3 separate regions of the Homo sapiens genome follow, and all the other regions are linked to region 1. A link is an interaction called in ENCODE POLR2A ChIA-PET data of the cell type or tissue named here. Cell type or tissue: OCI-LY7. All regions are shown on one strand. Links, peaks and the distances in the headings refer to the core of each region. The heading gives the core; the rest is flanking DNA.

Evidence for each region. Peaks named below come from ENCODE experiments on the same cell type or tissue, not always from the same donor. Only the 100,000 strongest peaks of a DNase experiment are listed, where the experiment ranks them.
Region 2: POLR2A ChIA-PET joins it to region 1 with 10 read pairs; 2 of 35 experiments call an interaction of 5 or more read pairs at or near these places.
Region 3: POLR2A ChIA-PET joins it to region 1 with 14 read pairs; 2 of 35 experiments call an interaction of 5 or more read pairs at or near these places.

What each region holds. Positions count from the first base shown.
Region 1 is chr3:140,753,084-140,761,384 of GRCh38, forward strand. No RefSeq gene overlaps it. Among named protein-coding and RNA genes, the nearest start is that of TRIM42, 79 kb to the left of the region's middle. In OCI-LY7, for the core only: a CTCF peak has its summit at 1,268; DNase peaks (open chromatin) are centred at 1,358 and 3,748; H3K4me3 peaks cover 3,297 bases; H3K27ac peaks cover 4,350 bases.
Region 2 is chr3:140,828,164-140,836,464 of GRCh38, forward strand. No RefSeq gene overlaps it. Among named protein-coding and RNA genes, the nearest start is that of SLC25A36, 110 kb to the right of the region's middle. In OCI-LY7, for the core only: no CTCF peak of the experiment used is centred there; a DNase peak (open chromatin) is centred at 4,918; H3K4me3 peaks cover 1,006 bases; H3K27ac peaks cover 963 bases.
Region 3 is chr3:140,839,147-140,847,447 of GRCh38, forward strand. No RefSeq gene overlaps it. Among named protein-coding and RNA genes, the nearest start is that of SLC25A36, 99 kb to the right of the region's middle. In OCI-LY7, for the core only: no CTCF peak of the experiment used is centred there; DNase peaks (open chromatin) are centred at 4,335, 4,675 and 6,945; H3K4me3 peaks cover 3,617 bases; H3K27ac peaks cover 4,843 bases.

The sequences.
Region 1 (8,301 bases), core at 203-8,202:
AAAGATGCTGAAGTCCCTAATAATGGCAGCAGGACTCAGCATGGGGGAGAAAACTCTGCCCAATGCATTGGTGGAGTCTTGGGACAATCTACTTTGAGGAACTGGGACCCACCCTTTCCCCACCCCCAGTTCAAAGAAGCATTTTTCTAACAGGACTTTCTCCCTTTGATCAACAAGCTATATCATAAATTATCTGAAGCCTGAGGAACTTAAATTAAAAACAAGAGGACACAATTAGATAAAGGTGGAAGCTAGACTTTGAAAGTAAGTGCTGTATTTGAAATGTTATATCCCAAATATCTCTTTAAACCCACCAGCCTCTCTTGCTCTGAATGTCCCTTAGTCTCTGATACAAGTAACCTCATCTCCTGCTCCTCCTATGGCTTCCTAGTGATCCCACACCCCCATCCGAAGACTCTATTTCCACACCTGAGTCCCCGCAGAGCTACAGTGCAAAATAGGTCATGTCTTACCACACTGGTGGCTGCCAAACACTTCCCCAGTACCCTGTGACATCCTATAGAGAATGTACTCATATAACATATGAATATGGAATTTCTTGGTTGAAAAGGGATGGGAACTCTAGAGAGCTCTGCCTATTTAGCCTCCCTCTCACTTGGCCATCTACATCCCCATGGGCCTGTATGTTTATTTCTCTGTTCACTTACATGAAACAAAAGACTTATAAGAAGAATGGCAATAAGGTTTGACACAAAACAGTAGAGCAGGCATCATTCTATTAAGGGTACAGTATGGTACAGTCATTACAAATGGGGGTTCAAAATATAGGTGCTGGGTTTGAAATCCGGCTCCTTCACCTACTGTGTGATCCTGACAAGTTACTTATCCTTAGTTCCCCATTTTCTGCTGTAGTTAAGTGAGTATAATAAAAGTATTTAATAACTGTTAATAATTTACACCTATCAACCCTTGCTGGATACATGATTTCATTATGTGGATGTTATGAATGAGCTGTGCAACTGTTGGTGATGGATTAACACAAAAAAACAAGGAGCAAGTGACCAAAGTTAGCCCAGTCCCTGAGTCTCAAAATGTATATCTGGAAAACATGGGCTAAGCAGGCCTCGCTTGCCACTTGTCTTAGTTTATATTGCCCCAGAAGCAGACTTTGAGCCAAGTCTCTGAGGACAAGCCACCTATAGGGAGGTGCAAGGAACAGGGGTAGGAAGGAGGGCAAGTGGTATGGGAGGGGAAGGCAACCATTATTCAGCCAGCTACAACAGTGGAAGATTAAAGCTTAATCCCCTGGGGGCGCTCTGGTAAATAGCACAAAATAGGGTTCAGAATTATTTTGGCCAGGGAGCTGAATATTCTTGACCAACACTCATAAACCACTTGTCAGTGGTTAAGCGTGATTAATTCATAGGCACTTCCTGCTGGCTGTTTACAGGGACAAAGGGGTTTTCTGTACTCTGAAGGCAAACCACAACAAAGATGAAAGTATCAGTTACCAGACATCAGGTTGGCACAGGTGGAAATGGTGAAAATACCTGAGGAGCTATGGGCAGAACACACACTGCAGCTACACTAGTCATATTTGTATAGGTTTCCCCAATGGGATTACAATGATGAGGCAATTGTCATAAGGTGCAAATGTTGTTCTTAGCTATCAGTTCCCACCCTGCCCTTCCACTTCCCTTAAGACCTGTGTGATTTAATGCAGTCAATTTTCTCATGATAGCACTTGATCTGCCCCAGGTATGTGTACTGCTAAGAATGCTTGGCATGAACATGCCAGGGGTTTCCATCAGTGAATGGGAAGGTTTATGCAAATAACACTGCACAGCACTGAGACATTGATGCTGAACCTTGACTTTTCCCTGTCTTTTGCTTTACAATGCAAGTTGCAGATGTCGGGAAAGGAGCTGAGCAGGAAGAGAAAGGGAGCCAGCACTGTGCTGGGGTCTTTACGCCTCACCGAATCCACAACCAGTCCTGCAGCAGTAGAGAGTGAGTCTTCTTCCCCCTGCCTTCACCAGCCCTGGGAGACAGCCATCACATCCTTCTGTGCCAACCTGAAGGGTGGCAATGAATTCATTTCAGTGTTATTTTTACTTGAGTTGGCTTGCTTACAAATGACGTTGAACTGCTTTTCATGTTTATTGTTCTCCAGCCTTTTAACTTCTACATCATCTCTTTCTTCGGCACGCACATACCACTCCTCGCCTGTTTATAACATTGTTCCCCGGGGAAAGTCAATTTCTTGTCCAAGATGCAGTTTTGAGGAACAAGCTGTGTTCTCAGCCTGCTTGTGTTCACAACAGAACCAGGTGCAAGGGGTGGAAAAGAGGGGTCGAGACAGCAGTTTCTCCAGAGCCTTTGGGGTTCATGTCATCTTCCACCTGACTCTGAACTTGAAGAAGATAGAAGCCTGGATTATTCTCCATTTATAGTCACCCTCCATCCATTCTCTGCTCTGCATTGCACCTAGAGGCTGACCTCCAGGGACCACATCACAGTTCCCTTGCTTTCCAGCTTCCAGTTGGGTCCGGCCAGTGATAGGCATCATAATGAGAGAAAACAAGGGGACAGAGTTGAGAAAATTTTTTATCCTACACTAGTGTTAGTTTCCTAGAGCTGCCATAGTAAATTACCACAGACTTGGATGGCTTAAAACAACAGAAATTTATTCTATCACCGTTCTGGAAGACAGAGGTTTGAAATCAAAGTGTCAGCAGGGTTGGTTCCTGCTGGTGACTCTGAGGGAGCACCTGCTCCATGCCTCTCTCCTGGCTTCTGGCAGCTGCTGCCATCCACAGTGTTCCTTGGCTTGTAGGTGCATCACTCCAACCTCTGCCTCCATCTCCACATGGTGTTCTCCTCTCTGGGTCTGAGTCTGTCTCTTCTCCTATTATAAGGACACCAATCATATTGGATTAAAGACCACCCTAATCTAGTATGGTCTCATCTTAATTATTATGTCCTGATTTCATCACAAGGACTCTATTTCAAAAGAAAAAAAAAGCCACATTCACAGATACCAAAGGTTAGGACTTCAATATATCTTTGGAGCGACACAGTTCAACCCATAACACACCCCTGCCTGGCCACTGCTGTGGCTCTGGATGGCTCCTCTGAGCCACTACACCTATCCAGTGGCCTGTCTTTCACATCCAATATACTATTTCCTCTCCCAACCCTTTCAGGGCATGCTGCTAGTGTCCAGGAGCCTCACAATCTTTTGTCCTTGCCCTGCCCACACCGCCTTTACTCACAATCCCTTCACTGAACCCTCCTGAGCAGCCCTCTAAGTGCTCAACTCTTTCCTGGCCAATAAACTGGCCCATGGCCAAATTGTGAAGTCAGAAAAATGCAAGAGTATTACAAAAAACATTTGTGGAGTTTGACCTGTGTCTTTGGTGTGTGACAGGCACAGAGATGGCTGCACCACCTAGGTGTAAAGGAATGCATGGGAAGCTGGCTGAAACAACCTAGGAGCAAACTGCCTTCCACCCACAGCTGGACAGAGGTGCATCCTGTGTTTTAGCCCCAGGGCTGCATTATGGAAGCCAGATGGGTCATTTTGAAAAGACCAAAACTGCCTTCTCTCTCAGGACAAGGCAACCCCAGCAGGTAAGAACTTTCCTACCCCCTTCTTTCATTCTACTCAGGAGGAGCAAGAGGCAGTGTGGGGAAGAGGGTGGAGAAGGCTAGAAGAGCAATTCAGAGAAAAACAGAGGCTGACTGTCAATGCTCACTGCATCCTCAGTGCCCCCACCCAGCAAGGTTTCACATCCAGAAGTAGACTCACAGCTGGGGAAGTTGAAACTTGAAAACAATTCTGAATTTTTGTTACTGCTCAGAAGTGAACATTGAAACTATGAAGATGAGACTGTTCTTGTGATTGAAAGTGAACAAAGAATGTTTTTACCTAAGATTGACAAGAAAAGTTATGGTACTGTGTAGCAATTTCATTTTGGATGCAGGGAAGAGTGGTGTCCACAGACCAGGTCTGATGGGATAGTGGTGCAAAAGAATAAATACACATAAATACTTGTCTCCTGCTAGCACCTTGTCAGGTTCCACTCATTCTATGTGCTTGATAAAAGGAGCTAGAGCTAGATATATGAATATAAATATAGATCCAATAAACATCAGAAACTAGTGTAAATAAAGTAGAAAGATGAATCAAGAGACAGCATACATAAATATGGGGTTCACAGGGTCAGACAAGGGTGAAAGGCTGGACTGCAAATATGACTCTGAGATTCCTGGGAGCCAAAAGAAGACAATCAATTATGAATTTGAATCTGTCCATGGAAAATCAAGCATAGCAGTTTCTTGGATGAAACAAAGCCTTTCTTGTATTCAAGCCTTCAAATTTTCATGTGGCTCTTCAAACAGGGTCCACTGATTTAGTGTCAATATCCTCACCAACAAGCTATGATAAATACTGTAGAGGAGTTTCACTGATCAGCTCCCTACATCATCTATCAAAAGAAGCTGAGAACAGGGCAGAAAATGCACACTTACAGAAAGTTAACACAATCTGATATAAGTAGGTCACTCCTCTTGGTCTGGCTTGATGGGTTTTTACTGTTTTCATCGGAGCAGCCATTAGAAGGGTGCACACCTGATGAATTTCACAAATCAGGAGATGGGGGCAGCATGGGCAGATGGAAGGGCCCTGTGGAAAGCAAAGAGGTCACTATTTTTCATCATCCACATTCCTCAGGAAAGAAAACTCATCCATCACTGGCAGCAAACACTGGCATAAAAAGTCTAACCTGCTCAGGTGATTGAGACAACCTCAGGCTTTCCACGGTATCCAGAGGGCACCATATATATGAAATATATTTTCTTTTTGAGGAAGATTTAATTTTTTTCTAGGTTTTGATTCACAAAACACAATTAGGAGCTTATTTGTGTTAATTCCAACTACAACTGAACACTGAAGCTGAATGGTGTCAGAAAATGAAATGATCTTCCATCAAGATTAAATATGTGTGTCCTGAAAGACTGTTTTTCAAAAGTAGACTTATTCTAACAAGAAATTGATTTGGATGTACAAGTATACTATTATTCAAATAACTTTCAAACATAACAGGGCTTAGAGAAAAATGCCATTTTCTACCTCAACAGAGCATGTAATGGTTTGTCACTGCACGTAAAGTTTAATTTGCACAAAAACTCAATATGTCTTCCTGAAGCCCTCCCTCTCTGAGACCCAGGCGGGGCTATCTGGACCTCCTTTCTCACTTCTGTCGGCCTGTGAAGTTTTAGGAATGAATGAATACGACACAGTCTATTACCAGCTGCACTGTTTCCAACTCCACTTAAACTACAAGGAAGATTAAAGACGGTATTTGGAAGGAAATTCCCAAACCACATGGGCATCACCACAGTTAGGAACTAAGTCAGTGCTAGCCAGAGAGAGAGAGGAGCACCTGGGGCAGGTGGCCATGAGGACATCCAGACTGGGAGACCAACATGTGCCAACGCCAGAGGTTGCAGAGCCGTGAGAGCAGGTGCATGTTAGGGAGAGGATCCTGGAAGCACCCCAGGGCCAGGAAATGGGGCTGGTGCCAGGGGCAGGGGTCAGATCTCAAAGGTCTCTCCTCACGTGTCCTGGAAAGAAGTTTGGGTTTTCTTTCTCCTGAAGGTGATGGAAGACACACCAGTGAAGGATTTTGAGCAGGGCAGTGACACTGACCATCAGAAAGCCTGGAAGAGCATATCCCCAGACAGAAGCATGGATCTAAGATACCAACAGCATCCCACACTCCGTTTGACTTTTGTTCACATACATTTCAGGTGTGTGACTTCCTCCATTCACGGATTGTCAGCTTCCAGAGGGCAGGAGCATGTGTTCTTCTGAGTTCCCAGAGGTCCCTGACCTCACAGCTCATGTGTCCTTGGTATAGAGTCCACCTGCTTCTTTACACACATGGCCTTGGGTGACACAATAGCCTTGCTCTGGCATTAGACTGGTCAGTTTCCTTCTCTGATTTCACTAACCAGGAACTTTCTCAAAGATCCAGTGCCTTTGCTGTAATTAGGAAAAGGCCTCCCTCCCTCCGGTGCCCCTTCTCCAAATGCACATAGCCAGGGTGTGTGGCTGGGCAACAGAACACGGGCTGGTTCTCAGGCCCACTAAATCCTTCAGGCAGGCACTCTTGGACAGAGTGTAGCCTGCACAGTCATACCTGGCAGCCCTGTCTCTCCAGGTCAGGGACAGGAAGCACACAAATATTTGAAAACGACTGTTCGAAATCCTTCAAGCCAATACACATGGGGTGCTCTTGAAAAAAATCTGTGTGCTTTATTTGTGGTTTGGATATGTGCTTTTATACGTGCATTTTTTAAAAAAGCAGGAAGTATACAGAGCAAACTGTCATGAGAGGTTATCTTAGAGAAGCAAGACTGGAGGGAAGGAAGGTTGATTTTATTTGTGGCTGTTTTGTATAAGGAGCATGTATAACTTTTATAATGCAATTTTTCAAGTTAAAAAAAATTCCCTCAAGGCTCAGTTCAGGCCCTGATCCTGCAGTCTTAAGACTCCAAGCCTGTTGTCTTTCCTATCTTATAACACCTAATGGGCAGAGCAGAGACCCCCAAGTCAAGTCCATTGCCATGTGTTTTCTGATGCTTTCCCTTCATCTGTGCATAGACAGAAGGGTGAATGAGATGTTCCAGCCCAGCTCAGAATCACAACCCCGTGCCTGAGGATTTTAGTGTTAAATGCCCCTAATTATAAAGAGAGTACCAAATGCTTATTTTTTTATATATACTTTAAGTTTTAGGGAACATGTGCACAATGTGCAGGTTAGTTACATATGTATACATGTGCCATATTGGTGTGCTGCACCCATTAACTCGTCATTTAACATTAGGTATATCTCCTAATGCTATCCCTCCCCCCTCCCCCCACCCCATAACAGGCCCCGGTGAAACAACCAAGTGGTCCTATAAGCCTGCCCCACTACTCCCCTCTCCTTATACACAGACTAGAAAGTCAAAGGAGGTCATTAATGAGAGAAAGAGTCCCTGGGGGAGATGGCTATGAAAGAAGTGGGGAGATGAGTGCTCCTGTCCAACCTAGGCCGGGTGAGAAGGGCTCTTAGGACAACACTCAGCGAGATGCAGGATGCTGCAGAAAGGGAGCTTGACCATCCTCCCCAGCCAGATGCTTGCCGAGCTGCAGAAATCCCTGTCCTGTCCTAGGGCTGCCCCAGTAAAGAATGTGGGGACACTCTTCTTGGGAGACTTGGACAAGAGTTGCCTGTACTTTAGGGGAGAGAAGGCATAGTCTCCTGGATCTCAGCTGGAGAATTCTGAGGGTGGGAGGCTGAGCAGAGTAGCCCATGAGGAAAGAGAGCCATAGAATTTGGAGGAGCAAGGGTGGACCTCCCATAAGCCAAGGAGCCCCAGCAGGAAGGGACTGTGTTGTGGGCAGGAGCTGGGGACAGGAGCCACAAGAGGCCAGGCAGGGAGTGCCTCACCAGGAGGCCAGGGATCTGGGTGGTAAGGCACCCTCCTGAGAGGCTTCTGAAAAACCCACACATGTAACTGCAAGACAGCAAGCACATTCCTCCCTGGCACTAAAAACCATCCGTAGCCAGCCCCTGTGAGCAAAGAAGGAACCATAACAGCGGAGCCCATTAAGTACAGGGGCTTTGACCCCTTTCTTCAAGTTCTCCCTCCTCTTGCCCACCCCCCAAAAATCCTAATGACGAAGAGAGAATGAAAGAAGTCCTGAGTCACACACAGGCCAGGCTGAGCTGGGGAGAGGGAGAAGCTTTAGAGGGGAGAGAGGGAGGCTGAAGTTGCAATTTGACCCCAAGGACCATTTGCTGCCTGAACATGATTCCCAGCTGTCAAAATGACCATCATTGTAGCTGACAGGACCACGTTACAAGATCTGCCTGAACTGTTGTCAAGGGGTAGGAAAAGGAAAAACAACAGAGCATGTTTGAAGCCTGTGATTGGAGAAAAATTCTTGTTTTGTGCTGTCAGTTGTAGGTAAGTATGTGTATCATCAAGAAGATATAATCTCTTCATAGGAAAGGGTTATGTAGCCTATGTCCCTGGCATCAACCTGTCCAGCACTGGGAGCCCATGCAACACCTAATAGATCTGTACTGATCCATGAATTGTGGTCTGATTCAGCAAAACTCACAACCCAGACAGCCCCCTCCATTTGGAAACTGTATTAGTCTGTTTTCACACTGCTGACAAAGACATATCCAAGACTCGGGGGCGGGGAAAAAGAGGTTTAATTGGACTTACAGTTTCACATGGCTGGGGAGGCCTCAGAATCATGGCAGGAGGTAAAAGGCA
Region 2 (8,301 bases), core at 71-8,070, 75 kb after region 1:
CTGAAGCATTCTGACTGAGCTATTTTTAAATTCATGCCCACTTCCCTCAAGAGGCCCTTCGTACTACCCCACAGTCATGCCTTCCCTCCAAGCTGGTCTCTCTCAATCTCCTAGACCACCTCATCCCTTCTCTCCACCCACAACTTTATCACCTCCTCCCCATCCCCATGCTCAGATGAGGACCCAGCTGCTCACTTCACTGAGAAACGTAAAGCCATCAGAGGAGAACTCCTGCACTGCACACCCCAAAGCCACCCACCCACCTGCCCTCCTGTTGCAGGAATGAGCTATTCCTACTCCTGTCCACTGGCTGTGGGATTTCATGCCTCTCACCTGCTAAGGCCATCATCCCTGCAGTTGTCACTCCCACTGGCACCATTGCTTTCCCTCTCTACTAAATGATGCCCATAAACATGTTGCTTTTCTCTCATCTGGGAAATGTCCTCCCTTGACCCCACTTTCCCTACCAACTATAGGCTCATCTCTCTGCCCCTCTTTGTGGCACAACTCCATGGAAGAGGTGACTCCATAGCCATTCTCCACTTCCCTCCTCTCATCCTCTCTGGGCCCATCCTATCAGCCTTTGGACCCATCACTCCATCAAACCTACTGCGACAGGGTTATCAGTGACCTCTGGTCTTTGCACCATTGACCTCTCAGCAGCATTTGACAGAGGTGGTCATTTCCTCCTCTTTGAAATGCTTGCTTGGCTTCCAGGGCAGCACACACTGCTTATTTTTTCTACCTCTCTGGCTGCACCCTCCCAACCTCCTTTGCAGGATCCTTCTCATCTCCCCAACTTCTAAGCAAGGAGGCCCCCCAGCTTCATCCCTCAGCCCTTATCTATTCTATCTTTAGAGTCCCCCACTTGCTGATCAATCTGTCTCACGGCTTTAAATAACAACTCCCAAACACTCCCTTGAAATCCAGGCTTGTATGATGATCTGCCTACGTGAAATCTCCACTTGAATGATAGCCAGGCATAACAAACTTAACATATTTTTGCTCCCCAAAACCTGTTCTTTTTGAAGCTTTTCCCATCTCAATTAATGACAAATCTGTTTTATCAGTGACTTAGAACAAAATCCTTTCAGTGATCATTGACCCCTTTCTTCTCTCACACCCGCATCCAAGTCATCAGCAAACCTATCCATTCTATCTTGTATGTATATCCAGAATCCTGCCACTTCCCATGCTTCCACCATAGCAAGCCACCACCATCTCTTGCCTGAACCATTGCAATAGCCTCCTTATTGACCTCCTTCATTATTGATCTTGCCCCTCTACTGTCATATCTCGACACAGCAGCTCTTAAATGTAAACCTTGCCATGGGGACAGAAACTCCACAACTTTATCCACTTCTGCTCTCCTCCTTGAGCTCTCATCACCTGGCCTTTCTGCAGTTCCTTGAACACACCTAGCACACTTCTTCCAAGAAACCTTTGCTCTAGTTGTGCTCTTTGCCTAGAGTGCTGCTCCCCTCCCCAGAAAGCCACATCGCACTCTTTTCATCAGTTCTTGCTCAAATATCACCTCAGCAGAGAAACCCAGACCACCCTATTTAAAATAGTGTATACCCACACACACATACAAGAACACATATTCTATCACTTTACTCTGCTATTTTTTCCATAGCACCTAACATATTATCTATTTTTGTTTATTTATTTGTTCTCTGCCCATCCCTACTAGAATGCAAGCTCCATGACAGCAAGTGCTTTGCCTATTTGGCTTACAGCTGAATCCACACAGCGCAGAACACTGTTTGGATACTAGAACTTCCCAAGAAATATTTACTGATTGAACAAATATATTAATTTCTTGTGTATGCTGGTGGTGGCAGCCAAAGTCAGCCAAGAACCTTAAAGTGCCTGGCAGCTTCCCAGAGCAAACAGAGGTACCCTCAACAGGCTTGGGAAGGATAAAGAACATCTCCACTCATACTTCTGGTCTCAGTTTGTATGTCATTTCTTTTCTGATGCCCTCCTCCCCTCAATAATTTAAAGAAACCTCTCTGTTAGAAATAGAGGATGCTATGCTCATATTTATTGTAATTTCTTCTTAATTGTCCTCCTTATAAGGCTGTATATTTTCTGAGGATGCATATGGAATTCTCAATAAATACCTGTCGAATGAATAAATGAATGAAGTTGAGTGAGCCGTGCATGGCATGAAGCTGTAACTAGGGGGGCTGAGCTTGGCGTCAAGGAAGAGGATAAATTAAAAGGAGAAGGAAGGGGTCATAAGTTTATAATATTATTTTATAATAAGGAAGGAGGAAGAGGAAAGGGAGGAGGAAGCTTGGTTTTATCTCCCTGCCAAATCTTGGCAAACTAACTTTGGCCCTAGAAGTATCTGCACACACAACCTAGCTGGCACAATGTAGTCAAATGACTTTATTGGTGTAGCCTATAGGACCTGCCTGTCCAGCTTTATTGCGTTATTCACTTTTCACCTTCCTTGTGATGAGTTCCTATGGGAATTCTCTTCCTCTAGGCAAGGTGTCCCCAGAGGGGAATGAAATTGATATCAGATGGAGCCTGGAAGGGTGAAAAAGTACACAGCAAGAGGCTCTTGCCTGTTCTGTGGTTCTGCTAGCTACTTCCAAGCCTCTTTTCTTGTATTTATTCACTGCTTATCTAACCTCATTTTTCTCATGCAATATATACCCTACATTGGGAAATGTACCCTGTCCCACCTCTCTAAAGCCTTTCCACCAATAAGGCTCAACACAGGCCCGACTTCTATAGGGACTTTACTCCAGCCAGTACATATCTTTTCTTTCTCTAACCTTGTTGGCATTTATTTTAAAATACATTCTATGAATAATTTCTTAGTATATTCTATTGGTATGCATATAGTAAATGCTAGATAAACAATAGCTATTAGCATCAAAATCATGCTGTTAGTATTCTAACAAACAGTAGGCTCATCAAGAGTAGGAATCATAAGTTTTCTTCCTTTCATACACCCCAGAGAACTTACCCCAGGGCTGTGCAGATACTAAGTGTCCAGAAAACACTTCTCCAAATATGTACTGTCTATAAAAGTTATTGTTGTAGAGTGAAACCAAGGAGCCATAGAAATGGTTTCCCTGTTGTAACAGCTATCTCAAAGATGTCTTTAAAATGCTGTCCGTTGCCCTGGCCCTATCTGAGGAGCACATACTTTATTCCAGGAGAGATGCTGTAATGGATGGAAGGTATGTTTCTGCTGAGTTAAGGGTTATAATGTTCCCTGCATCGAGGCACCAGATTGATGGGATATGCCTCTATGATTTATAATACATTAATCTCACTGGAGAGTGAAGCACAATTAATCTTAGAATCTTGCAGCTTGCACTTAACAACTTTAGAACCTTCCCTACGTACTCAGCCTGCATAGCAAATGTCTGTGCCTCCCCCAGACACTAGGACAACTGGGCATTGAGAACACAAAAACACCCTTCTCTGCAGTAGAATGCTGTGGCAAATGTCTTCTTTACACTTTCTACAATATTTACGATAAAACAAATTATATAGTAGGAACATTTTATAGTCACAATGTTACAAGTCCAATAATATCATTAAGCACATATAAAATCAAAACTAAATACACATTTGATGTCTCAGAAATGTAAGTAATCAGCTTCCTTTCCTAATCAGAGTGCTGCTGAGATCCAAGAAGCAGCAGATTCCCAAGCAACTGAAACAGATATTACAAGGTCTGAGCACTGATTATCATCCTAATTGTGGGAGAGTCCCTCATGTTATGCCCAAAGTATATTTGCTTTTACTTTGTATATAATTCCAGCAATCTTTGTTGTCTAAATTCTGAGACTTCACTAAATTCAAAGGACTACAACAAGCAAACACATTAATAGCTATAATAAAGGGTGACTAAAGAAAACCTACTCAAAAAAAAGAGAGAAATAAAAAACTATGTATGACCAAAAAAGTGATGCTTTAGAGCCTCTTCATATGAAAGTCAACACCCTCCGCTCCATAAATGGAATAACCATATTTTAGTACAATACAGTCATAATAATCCCTATTCTCCAACTCCAACCATCCACACACGGTTTGTTCTTTTTTTTTTTTTTTTTTTTTGAGATGGAATCTTACTCTGTCACCCAGGCTGAAGTGCAGTGGTGCAATCTCGACTCACTGCAACCTCCGCCTCCTAGATTCAAGCAATTCTCCCGCCTCAGCCTCCCGAGTAGCTGGGACTACAGTCACGTGCCACCACACCTGGCTAATTTTTTGTATTTTTAGTAGAGATGGGGTTTCACCATGTTAGCCAGGATGTTCTTGATCTCCTGACCTCATGATCCGCCCTCCTCAGCCTCCCAAAGTGATTGAGCCACCATGCCCGGCTGGTTCATTCTTTAAGCACCAAGAAAGCAAGAAGTATGTTAATATTTAGGATTTTCTTCTAAAGTGGTTCAAATGGAAAGGTCTGGTGCTTAAAGTTTTAACTCAGAGCTAGCTAAAATAATTCTTTAACTTTCTGCATAGCCAAAGTCAGGTGCGGTTTGTTTGTTTTTGTAATCTGTAATCTATTTTACTATTAAGTGGGGTAAGAACTCTTCTAAGGACTCTCAAACCTTCACTGTTTCACAACAGTAAAAACCCAATATGATAGATAACCTTAAAATCATCTTAGGGGCTTCTGGTATGTACATGGCTGCACATATCAGCTTATTTATCCATTTTCTCTATAAAAAACACATAAAAGGAGTAAGAAGAAATGAAAAAGAATCCAGAAACTGCATTTTCAGTGAAACAAGAAGAAAAATATAGTCTGCAGCCTCCAAAATATGCTTAAGAGTTGATTAAAAAAAAAAAAAAAGCAACTGAAATCAGACAGAAACCACATAGGAAGAAAAAGAAAGGAAGTAAGACTGAGTTGCAAGAGAACTTAGTGATGGCAGAGCTGAAAAGCCGGGTTGGGCAGGGAACTCCTGAAGGCAAGTGGCTCACCCTGAAGTGCATAAATGACATATCCTATTTGCAACAAAGTGCAGGAGCTGAAGGAAACAATTCACAGGTGAAGCCCCTGAAGTTCAGAAAAACAGAGGAGGAAGAGCAACACAAAGAATGATACAGATGGGCCGGGTGCGGTGGCTCACACCAGTAATCCCAACACTTTGGGAGACCGAGGCAGGCGGATCAAGAGGTCAGGAGATCCAGACCATCCTGGCTAACACGGTGAAACCCCATCTCTACTAAAAATACAAAAAATTAGCCGGGCGTGGTGGCTGGCGCCTGTAGTCCTAGCTACTCAGGAGGGTGAGGCAGGAGAACGGTGTGAACCCAGGAGGCGGAGGTTGCAGTGAGCCGAGATCATGCCACTGCACGCACTCCAACCTGGGCGACAGAGTGATACTCCGTCTCAAAAAAAAAAAAAAAAAAAAAAGAATGATACAGATGAACCGTATTTCCAGCAACTAGTGTTTTTCATAAACAGCAGAGGAACAGAATGCTTTGAGTTGAGATGCACTCCATCAGAGACCATATTTAAATAGCTGGAACTAAAAACTTTAAGTTAATAATAAGTGATTTTTTTAGTGAACTAACATAGCATATATACAAAGTAACTATTAGTTGAAAATTCAAAAAGAGTTACAAAATTTACCAAAATACGAACAACATTCATCCAAAAAAAAATGCTGCTGAAAGCAAAAAAAAAAAAAAATTACACATTAACATTTCACCATGAATTTTTAAATGCCAGAATTCAGGGAATTTGTAGCAAGAAAATAGGAGGAAATGAACTATGAGCCAGCAGAACTCTAGCAAAAAGTAGAAAACCATCAGAGAAATAAAGACAAAATTGGAAAGTATATAAGGTAGACTAAACATTGTAGAAAGACAGTAATATTGAGGACAGATAAAGAAATACAATCAAAAGGAACTGAAATAAAGATAGAATTAAAGTGAATTAGAGAGAAAATGACAGCTACAATAGCAAAGGAGATCAAACATACTTATAATTAGAGAAGAAAACAGAAACCATTTTTTTTTCTTTTTGTTTTGTTTGTTTTGAGACAGGCTCCCTCTGTCACCCAAGCTGGAGTCCAGTGGCATGAGCTCACCTCACTGCAACCTCCACTTCTCGGGCTCAAGCAATTCTCCCACCTCAGCTGAGTAGCTGGGGCTATAGGCACGTGCCACAACATCCGGCTAATTTTTGTATTTTTTGATAGAGACAGGGTTTTGCCATGTTGCCCAGGCTGTTCTCAAACTCCTGGGCTCAACTGATCTGCCCTCCTTGACCTCCCAAAGTGCTGGGATTATAGGCGTGAGTCACCATGTCTAGTCAGCTCTACATATTAAAAGGGCACAACATGGGCCAGAGAAAATTGAGTCAGAATAGTCAACGAGACACATCCTGTGAAGCTGGAGACAAACAAAGAGAGAGAAAGCACAGGGAAGAGACAGAGTGAGTGTGCAAGGGATGAAAGAAGGGAGGGAGAGAAAGAATTCTCTCTGGGAATGGAAACCAGTGCAGTGGTGGCACATGCCTGTAAACCCAGCTAATTAGATGGATGAGGTGGGAGGATTGCCTGAGCCCAGGAGTTTGAGGCTCACGTGAACTGTGATGGTACCACTGCACTCCAGCCTGGGCAACAGAGCAAGACCCTGTCTCAGGAAAAGAAAGAAAGAGAGAGATAGAGAGAAAGAGAAAGAGAGAGAGAGAGAAAGAGAAAGAGAGAGAGAGAGAGAAAGAGAGAGGGAAAGGGAAAGGGAAAGGGAAGGAAAGGAAAGGAAAGAAGGAAGGAAGGAAGGAAGGAAGGAAGGAAGGAAGGAAGGAAGGAAGGAAGGAAGGAAAGAGTTTTCTCTGAACATCCAAACAAAGAAATAAGCCATTAAATAAGGAAAAGATTCAAACACATCTTATATTTTTCCAAAGCAACATTCAAAATAAGAAGATTATGTAATTTACATCTACAAGATAGCCAAAAAAAAAGGAGACTTGTGAGGCAAGGATTTTATAGCCAGCAAAAAAAATTCATCTCAAAAGCAAACTAACAATTGTGAAATGTTTGAGCTTAAGTAATATGGTCCCATGATCCTTTCCTGAAGAATCTATAAGAGGTCAAACAATCGCCAACCAGGAGATAATAGCGGAAACAAACTGTAGCAAAAAAAAGAGGTGGTGAGCACTGTATACCGCAACTGCAAGATTAAGATTAAACAAAGCTGGAGATTGGGACAACAGATAGAATGTAAAGGTTATATGCTCTGACAATGTATAAATGATACAACTAATGAAAAATGGAAGGGAGAAAAGGTAGGGAAGGTGAAAAGTCGAGTAGGTTTGCAGATTATTGAATTTGTAATAGTGGAAGCAAAAGAAAAGATTTGATTGAAAGCTGTCAAACCAAGTAAGAACTATATGTAAACATCTTTAAAAAGACAGTGGTAAACATTGAGGTAACTAGAATTGGGTGGTGGAAGAGAGAGGGGAGGTTAGCAAAATGAGGCACATTCGTTGTACAATTATTCATACAAAAGAATTAGCCAATACCATCTAGAAAAATAGAACACTAGCAATATTATACAAAGTTATATTGTCATGAGAACAAAAATATAAAACTTTCTAAATATCAGAAGTGCAATTGTTTTAAAAGGCAAAGAAAACTCATTATGTAAATAAAGACTTGCTAAAACACAGTAAAAGAGAAAACATTAAATATTATGCCATACTGAGATCAAATACATCTGTTATATTAATAAATGTAAATGGGCTTTACCTACGTATTATAAATATATTTCAGGTTAAATTACAAAGCAAAACTAAACCCTCAGTTATATAGAAGAGAAATGCAAAACAAAGTGATTCAGAAAAGTTGTAAATAAAAGTATGGGCAAAGATAACAGGAAAATACAAACAAATAGCAAAAAAAAAATAAGCAGAGGGCATTATCTAAATATCAGACAAGGTTACATTCAGGACATACAGCATTAAACAATACAAAGGGCAATTTTTACAAGGCTAAAGGGCGCAACTCTCAATGACTAGGAATAGTGCTAAATATCTATGCAATAAGACATAGAAGCAACAGTCAAAAAACAGTGATTATAGCAGTTATAAGGAAAAATAGGCTTTAATAAAAACAGACTGGCAGTAGGGAGATTTTAATTCCTCTCTCCCAATCTATGACAGATAAAGTAGATAAAATTATTAAGTCAGGGTATAGATTATCTAAATAACATAGACATGCAGCAGATCTTACTGATATCTGTTAAGCGCTGTACCCTGAAATGCTTTTGGAATATACATAAAAACAATAATTTAAGTCACAAAAGAAATTG
Region 3 (8,301 bases), core at 71-8,070, 86 kb after region 1:
TTTTACTCTTACATTCTCAGTTACTTGACTCAAACTAATATTAAAATAATTTTGGCGCCCCATCACAGCAACTGGCCCAATGAGCGAGCTTAGATTTGACACTGTCTGGAGATAATCCTCAGACAATGTGATTGGAAATTCACTCAACAATCAAGTTAAAATCACTGGAGGATAAAGATGGAGTTTATTGACCAGTCAGGGGGTCTGGATGAGCCCACATCATGTATCGTTTTCAACAAATGACCTCCTTCGTGGAAAAGTTTTGTTAATCAAAGTTGGGAGAAAGAGGAAAAAAGAGAGAGGGAGAAGTGTAGAGAAAACCATCTGATCCAGAGATGTAGGTGTTCCAGCAAGACGGATGTAGGTGTTCCAGCAAGACGGGCAACATGGTATGTTTTCCTGTCTCTGACCTCCCCACTGTGCCCTACCCCAGCCCCAGCCCCTCTTCACTGCTCCCTTTCCCCTGCTTCTTCTGAATACTCACCTACTGGTTGGTGGCTGGAAAAAATAAAATAATGTCCCATCCTACACCATTTGTATTTTCCCAGATGTCTTTGAAAGACACCAAAGTTCTGGAGAGCCAGAGTAATGAATTCCCAATGTACATTTCCTAACCCCTTGGCCAGCAGTTGGGAAAAGAGGGTTCCTAAGCCTGTGTCTCATGCCCATAGAGATCACTCAGAGGCCCCATGCCCTCTGCCTTCTCCCTGGGCTGAGCGTAACAAATTCACAAAATATTTGCCCAGTGCTGTTTTCATGTCTGTTACCTGTTCCCTGAGGAAGAGGAACACATCTTTCATCTCTATATTCCTAGTGCCAAGAAAACAAGTCTTAACAATTGCCTTATAAATGAATGTGTTAGTTAACGCATGCAAGTTTTAGATCATTTGGGGGTTTTTTGTGCTTCATGCTCAAGAGACATCTATTGGATCTCAGGGAAGTATGGTAGGAAAAGTGCAGGGCAGTGCACTGCAGGCCATCCAGCCTGTTGATGAGATGGAGAAAGGCCTGGAGCCCAGCTCTCCTGATGTCCAGTGTAAAGCTTTTCTCATTTCACTATGCTGCTTGCCCAGATGACAAAGCTCAAATGAAATGTAGGAACAGGACACAGTGCAACAGGTCAGAGGGGGCCAAGAGATTCCTCCATGAGCCAACAACCTATGTAGGGAGCCAACGAGCACCTGCTTGAGCCCTGACCCCAGCCCTTTTTGAGGAACTCTCCCTTATGCAAGTCGCATCCCCTCCCTAAACCTCAGTTTCTCCATCTGTACAATGTGTGTATAGGACCAGAGGATCTCAGAGATTTCTGTCTGCTCTAATTGTTTCCAATACAGTGACTGACTAGAAAAAAGCAATTATAATCAACAGGACAACCTCTCATTAGCCCCTGTAGATAATCCAAAATGCTTGGTGCAAGCGGTTGGCTGGGTAAGATACTAGAGGGAACCTCCTTAGCAAAGAGAAGAGAGAAATGTGTCACTAGTTGGCACTGCCTGATGCCATGTCATTTTTGTCTCAAATGGAAAAGAAAAGGGAAAAAAGTTGCATTCAGTTACAGGATAGACTGCCCATCTATCCATTCCTGGGAGGTTTGCTGCAGAGGAGTTCACACCAGCACAGCAGACCAGGACCTTGGTGGTAATACAAATTCAGGGATTAATTCTGATCAGGGGTTCTTTGAGTACACGTCACCTGTCAAAACTGAGAAGCTGCCCTGTGGTCAGAAAAAGGGAAAAGGCCCTGAAAGCCTACTTGACTAACTCCTGGAGATACCATGGTCCACCAGAATCAGGAATTCCTCCATGATTTTTAGTGGAAATGGGCCACCAGACACTGAGTCATTCTACAGATCTCCTCCTAGCTCTGCCCAGGATCTCCACAGACAATTAAAGATGTTCCAGGCACAAGAACCCCAAATCCTTTGAGCCTATGGAGACAGACGGGGCCACATAAACAGGAATGCCTCAAAGTTCACTGGCTCCTGTTACCCCCAGCCTACTCACTCAGAAACTCCAAACCCCTGCAAAGTTACCCTTGAGTGGGTCTGGTGCTCTCAGGGGCTGTATTCTATGTGTTCCCCAACACCAGGTAGCCGGCTGTAGGCACATGTCACTGCTGCACTGCAGACATCCACCAGACACATGCCAGCTATCCACCAGCTAGCACAGCACAAGCAGGGAAACAAGGGTCCAGCTCATGCCTGGCTGCTTCTTTTCTTAGATAAATTCCTTCCAGCTAATTTCTCCATTATCCACGTGGTCAAAGGCTAACAAAGTGCAACCTGCAACAAATGGATCTCAACTAGATACTCTTCTCAAGCTCACATGTCATGGGATTCCACAGTCAGTCCTCTTCTAGTGCCAAGTCTGTCCAACCAGGGCTTTCATGATTTTGCTGTCCTCTTCCTATGTCTTATCCATTGGGAAATGGCAGAAGGGAAACAATAGGACAATGAGATGTAGACATCATGGATATGGCACTACGCAGGACTCCTGAGGCTTGCAGGACTTCAGGAGTATGTTCCTGGTGCTGACCCTCACATCCATTGACCTAGTGCCTCGCACCTCTCTGAACCTCTGCTTCCTTGTTGGTAAGTGAAAAATGATATCACATTGCATCTGCCCATTGTGAGGATGACATGAGATAATATATGTTAAGTCATCAGAAGACAGATTATGGAAAACCTCATGTCCTAGATGTGTGCTGACAATGGTAATATAATGTAAGCCACATACGTAATTTTAGATTTTCTTTTTTTTTTTTTTTTTTTTTTTTTTTTTGAGACAGAGTCTCACTCTGTCACCCAGGAGTGCAATGGCGCAATCTCAGCTCACTGCAACCTCTGCCTCCCGCGTTCAAGCGATTCTCCTGCCTCAGCCTCCCAAGTAGCTGGGACTACAGGCACATGCCACCACACCCAGCTAATTTTTTGTATTTTTAGTAGAGACAGGGTTTCACTGTGTTAGCCAAGATGGTCTCGATCTCCTGACTTCGTGATCCGCCCACCTCGGCCTCCCAAAGTGCTGGGTTACAGGCGTGAGCCACCACACCCAGCCAGTAATTCTAGATTTTCTGATAGCCATGTGTGGTGGTTAATTTTATGTGTCAACTTGGCTGGGTTAAGGGATAACCAGAAAGCTGCTGAAACATTATTTCTGGGAATGTCTGTGAGAGTGTTTCCAGAAGAGATTAGCAGTTGAATCAGTAGACTGAGTAAAAAGGATACATCCTCACCAACGTAGGCAGGCATCACCAATTCACTGAGGGCCCAGAGAGAACAAAAGAGGCAAAGGAAGAATTCACTCTCTCTTCTGGGGCTGGGACATCCACCTTCTCCTGCCCTCAGACATCAGAACTCCAGGCTAAGAGGCCTTCAGATACTGGAACTTACACCAGCAGCCCCCCAGTTTCTTAGGCCTTTGGCCTCAGATTGAGAGTTGCACTATCAACTCTCCTGCTTCCCGGGCCTTCAGATTCGGACCGAATTACCCCACCAGCTTCCCTGGTGCTTCAGCTTGCAGATGGCATGTCATGAGACTTCTTAGCCCCCATAATCATGTGAGACAATTCAAAAAATAAATCCTCCAATATATCTATATCTATCTATCGATCCTACTGATTCTATTTCTCTGGAAAACCTTTATATACCATGTTAAATTTTTAAGTAAAAAAAGTATTAATTTTAACAATATTTTCTTTAACCCAATATATAAATTATGATTTTGACATGCAATTAAATAAAATTAATGATTTTTTTTTATTTTGTGCTAGCTCTTAGAAATCCTGTATTTATTGTACACTTATCACACATCTTAATTTAGACTGGCCACATTTCAAACACTCAATAGCCACATGCGACCAGAGGCTGTGGTATTGGACAGCTTTAGACTGAAGTTAGACTTCATTCCATGAACAATGGAGAGCCATGATGGATTTTTCCCAGAGGAGTGAAATGCACAGCAAGCCAGTTTAAGGAGCATTCATCTGGCCTTGGGCTCTGGGCAGAGCTGTTCTGCCTCAGTGGTCCAGTCACTAGACCGAGAGACAGCAGCTCTATTTTCTGTCTCCCTGGCACCTACACAGGGTCTGACAGAGAGTCCTTGGTAATTTGATTGGATGAAACAATCAATCAACAAATCAGCAGGCACTGCCTGGATCTGTAAGGCAAGTTAAAGTGAAGGGTCAAGATAAGTCTGAAGGTCGGAGCCTGGGATAGAGGAAGAAAGACAGGGCAGGAGGATGAGAAATAAACAGGCTGAATGAGGAACTGAGAGTAGAGGGCTGGATGACTTTCAATTTAGACCTGTAGTGCTAAACATGGCAGGTGGCCACTGAGACTTAATGACTGGTTTAGGGAGAATGCAGAACTGGAGCTCAGAAGATGCAAGTCACTCAGCAATCTCCGGGTAGCTTGGAGGCACCAGGCATGCTCTGAGCCACAGAGAATGAAGCTGACATAGTGAAGAAATGAGATGACAGTGGTTTAAATGGATGTGACAGCTAGAGAAAAAAAATTCAAATTTACATGGACACTCCAGGTCTCAGACACTTGGACTGGCTGGGAGGGTGCAGCTGGAGATGGGGAAGACCATTTGGAGAAGCTGTGAGGAGCCAGGCTTTAAATGGCCCCATATTTGCTGAAGCAGGCAGGGCATCCTCGACCAGCAGAGCCCTGGTCAAAGAGTCTGCACTTCATTATCCAATTGCATTCTCGGGGGATCTGAGGGTGCGACTGCTCTGCAAAAGCAGCTGCTTTCACTTTAAACAGTTTTAGCTCAAAGCCTGAGGCATACAAGTTCTCTGTGTGACACTGTTAATGAAGAAGAAAGTCTCCCAGGAGCTCAAGAAAATAAAAATAATGAAAATAAAAGGCTTTGACACTCATCCAAAAAAAGCTTTGCTCCTCAATATTTGCAACATCTATGAGAAAAAGTGTCAAGGACAGGAAAGGTCAGGGTAATGAGTGAAAGGAGCACACATTCCAGGATTTGAGCATGCTCAGAGAACCACCCATGACAGGCACCATGGCCTTCCAACCCAAACTAACAATTTCCTAAATTATGCAGCCCAGTTGCTCATGCTAACTCCAGAAATCCTCCTTGGGGAAAAGCAGAAGTAAACTGCATATTGCTGACTAAGAGATAAAAGGTGCACATTGTCATGATCACAAAGATGGACCTCAAAGAAGTTCTGTGGACATTCTCTCCTTCGAGTCTCATAAGAACACCTTAAATCACACAGGTTAAACATCACTAACCAGATTGGACAGATGAGAAAATTGAGGCTCAGAGGGAGTTAAATAACTTGCTCAATATATTTGTTCTGCTGCAAGTGAAGTAAACCAAGCCCCCAAAAAGAAGAAATAGATTAACAGGCATAATCAGGAAGGGAAGGGAAAACTGGGCTTAAGAGCAACTGAACCCAGGGATTCTACCACCATCAGGACTCCCTCATTCTCTGCCTCTTGTTTCTGCTTTTCTGGCTTTGTTATCTCAGGCCAGCTGCCTCAGAAGCTCCAAGCCAAAACCCTTTGTATTAGTCTGTTTTCACATGGCTATAAAGAAATACCCTAGACTGGGTAATTTATAAAGAAAAAAGGTTTAATTGATTTGCAATTCTGCATGGCTAGGGAGGCCTCAGGAAACTTAAAACCATGGTAGAAGGGGAAGCAGGCACCTCTTACATGGTGGCAGGTGAGAGAGAGAAGCCCAGGGGAAACTGCCATTTATTAAACCATCAGATCTCCTGAGAACTCACTCACTAGCATGAGAACATCATGGGGGAAACTGCCCCCATAATCCAATCACCTCCCTCCCTTGACATGTGGGGATTACAATTTAAGATGAGATTTGGGTGAAGACACAGAACCAAACCCTATCACCCTTATAGCCTCACAAATAACAAGAAAAGAAAGTCTTTCTGCCAGCTCCAAGTAGCAGAACCTTGGAGAGCATTCTAGTTGACCAGACTGGACCACCACTGTGGCTATAGGCATGGGAAACTATCACTGGCCCTGGATGTGTTTCTAGACCAAGTAAGGGGGATGGGGACCAGGCAACCAAAAACAGTAGCCTCTATAGTCACTGTTAGGAAGGCCACAACAAACAGACCAGGAGGCAGACCTTCCAACCTGGACCTCATCCATTGTTACTGACTCAATGAGTGCATGTATATTGCAGTAGATACCTAGCAAGGACCAAAACAGATGTGGTCCCTGCCCTTATGTCACAAAATCTAATGAGAGAGGCAGAAGATAAACAGGTAAAGAGACAGAACAGTAACTGCTAATTGTAACAAGTGCCATGAAGGAAGGCAACAGGGTGAAGTGAAAAAATTAGGCAGCTGTTCAAATGAGATGTTTAGAAAAGCTCAGAAGAGGGGCCATTTGAGTTGTGATCTAAGACTTAAAAGAAGCCAGCCAAAGAGAGTGAGGGGAAAACTGTTCCAGCCTCAGTGAAGGAGCTCTGTGTGCAGAGGCCTTGAAACAGGAAAGACCCTGGCCCCACGCTGGGAAATAAATAGAAAAACAGGATGCAACATACCTGTGAGAGGAGAGTGGAAAGATCTGCACCTGGGGAGCAGGCAAGATCCAATCACATAGTGCATGGCATGCCTCGGAAAGGAGTTGATATTTTACTCTAAGGCAATGCAAAGCCACTTGAAGATCTTTAAGCCTCAGAGTACAATGAAATTATTTGTACTTTTAAAAATTTATATGTGAAGAATAATTTGGAGGGGAGCAAGGGTGGAAAGAGAGGGACTGGATAAGAGGCTGTGATTGCTGTAATCCAGCAAGAGTTGATGTGGCTGAAACTACAGTAGTGGCTGTGGAAGTGGAAAGACTGAGAAGATGAGAAGTACACTTAGCAGGAGCAAAGAGACAGGGCTTGTAGAATCAGATGCTTGGTTTGAGGGAGAAAAAAGAATAAGAGAGGACTCTCTGTACTGAGCAGGTGGCTGAATGGTGAGGTCATTTCCTGAGAGAGAGAAAACTGAAGTTAAACAGTTTGAATAGGGAAGAGATGGAGATCTCAGCCTGCGATAACTAATTTTGAGTTGAATGTGAGATATGAAAGTGGTGAGGAGGCATTTACATATTTAAGTTTGGAGTTCATCCGAAACTTGAGCTGGAGATGGAAATTTAGAAGATATCAAAATATAAATGATAATCAAAGCTGAAGGCATCAATGAGATTACTTATGGAGTGACTATGGAGAGAAATAAGAGTAAGACCTAAGACTGAATTATAAGAAACTGCAAAACATAAAGGTAAAAGAGGAGATCCAATAGAAGAGACTGAAGATGATCAAAGAGATAGGAGGGAAAGTGAGAATGATTCCATGGAGATCAAAGAGGAGCGTGTCTCACTGAAGAGGAAATAGCTGTGTCAAAGTTTCTGAGAGGTCAAGAACAACGAGAACAGAAGAGCGCCATTGAACTTGTCAACACAGAGGTCCTTGAGAGCAGTTTTGATGGAGGATAGGAATGACACCCAGACAGAAGTGGGTTGGAGAAGGAGCGAGGAGTGTAGAGAATAAAGACAGCATGTGACACGCCCTTCCCAGTTTTGTGAGAGAAGTGAGAAGTGAAATGGTAGTTGGAAAAAGATTGGGGATTGAGAAAATTTTGTAAAGAACTAGAGGTAGTTACAAAGAAGCCGTTACTGTGTCTGCTATATAAATTGGATGACTGTTAAACAGTTCTCAGTTAAAAGCTCTCAGTTAAACAGTGTTCCCAGGCTTTAAAATGTTCATTCTGTGGAACTAGATGTTCCCCAAGGTTCCTTCCATATCTGTCCTTCTAAAATTCTACAAGTACTCCTTTTTCAAAAGTCATAAAGAAAATATCCAGGACTGATATTCAAGCAGCTCCTCCTCATTTTCTTCTCAATTCATTTGATCATTAATTTATTCATTCATTTCCCTAGAAGGTGAGTGCCACAAGGGCAGGATTTTTGTTCTTTGCAGATGGGCACGTAATAGGTGGTCAATAAATATTTGCTTAATGAATTAACAAATGCATAGATTCAATCAGCAGGCATAGAGTACCTACACATGTGGAGCTCACTCAAAACCACTCAACAAACATTCAGCACCCAACAAATGCCAGGCTCTATGCTAAACACAACTCAGTCAGCCTCTTCTTAAAGTGGAAAAAATTAGGATCTGTTCTACCTGCTTCACAAGGCCATTATGAGAATCAAATGGGAAATACAGGCTCTGAAGAAAACTTTGCAATAAACAGGGGGTGTAAAAAAGACTTTGCAAATACCATAGTACCTTAGAAAGATCAAATGTTATT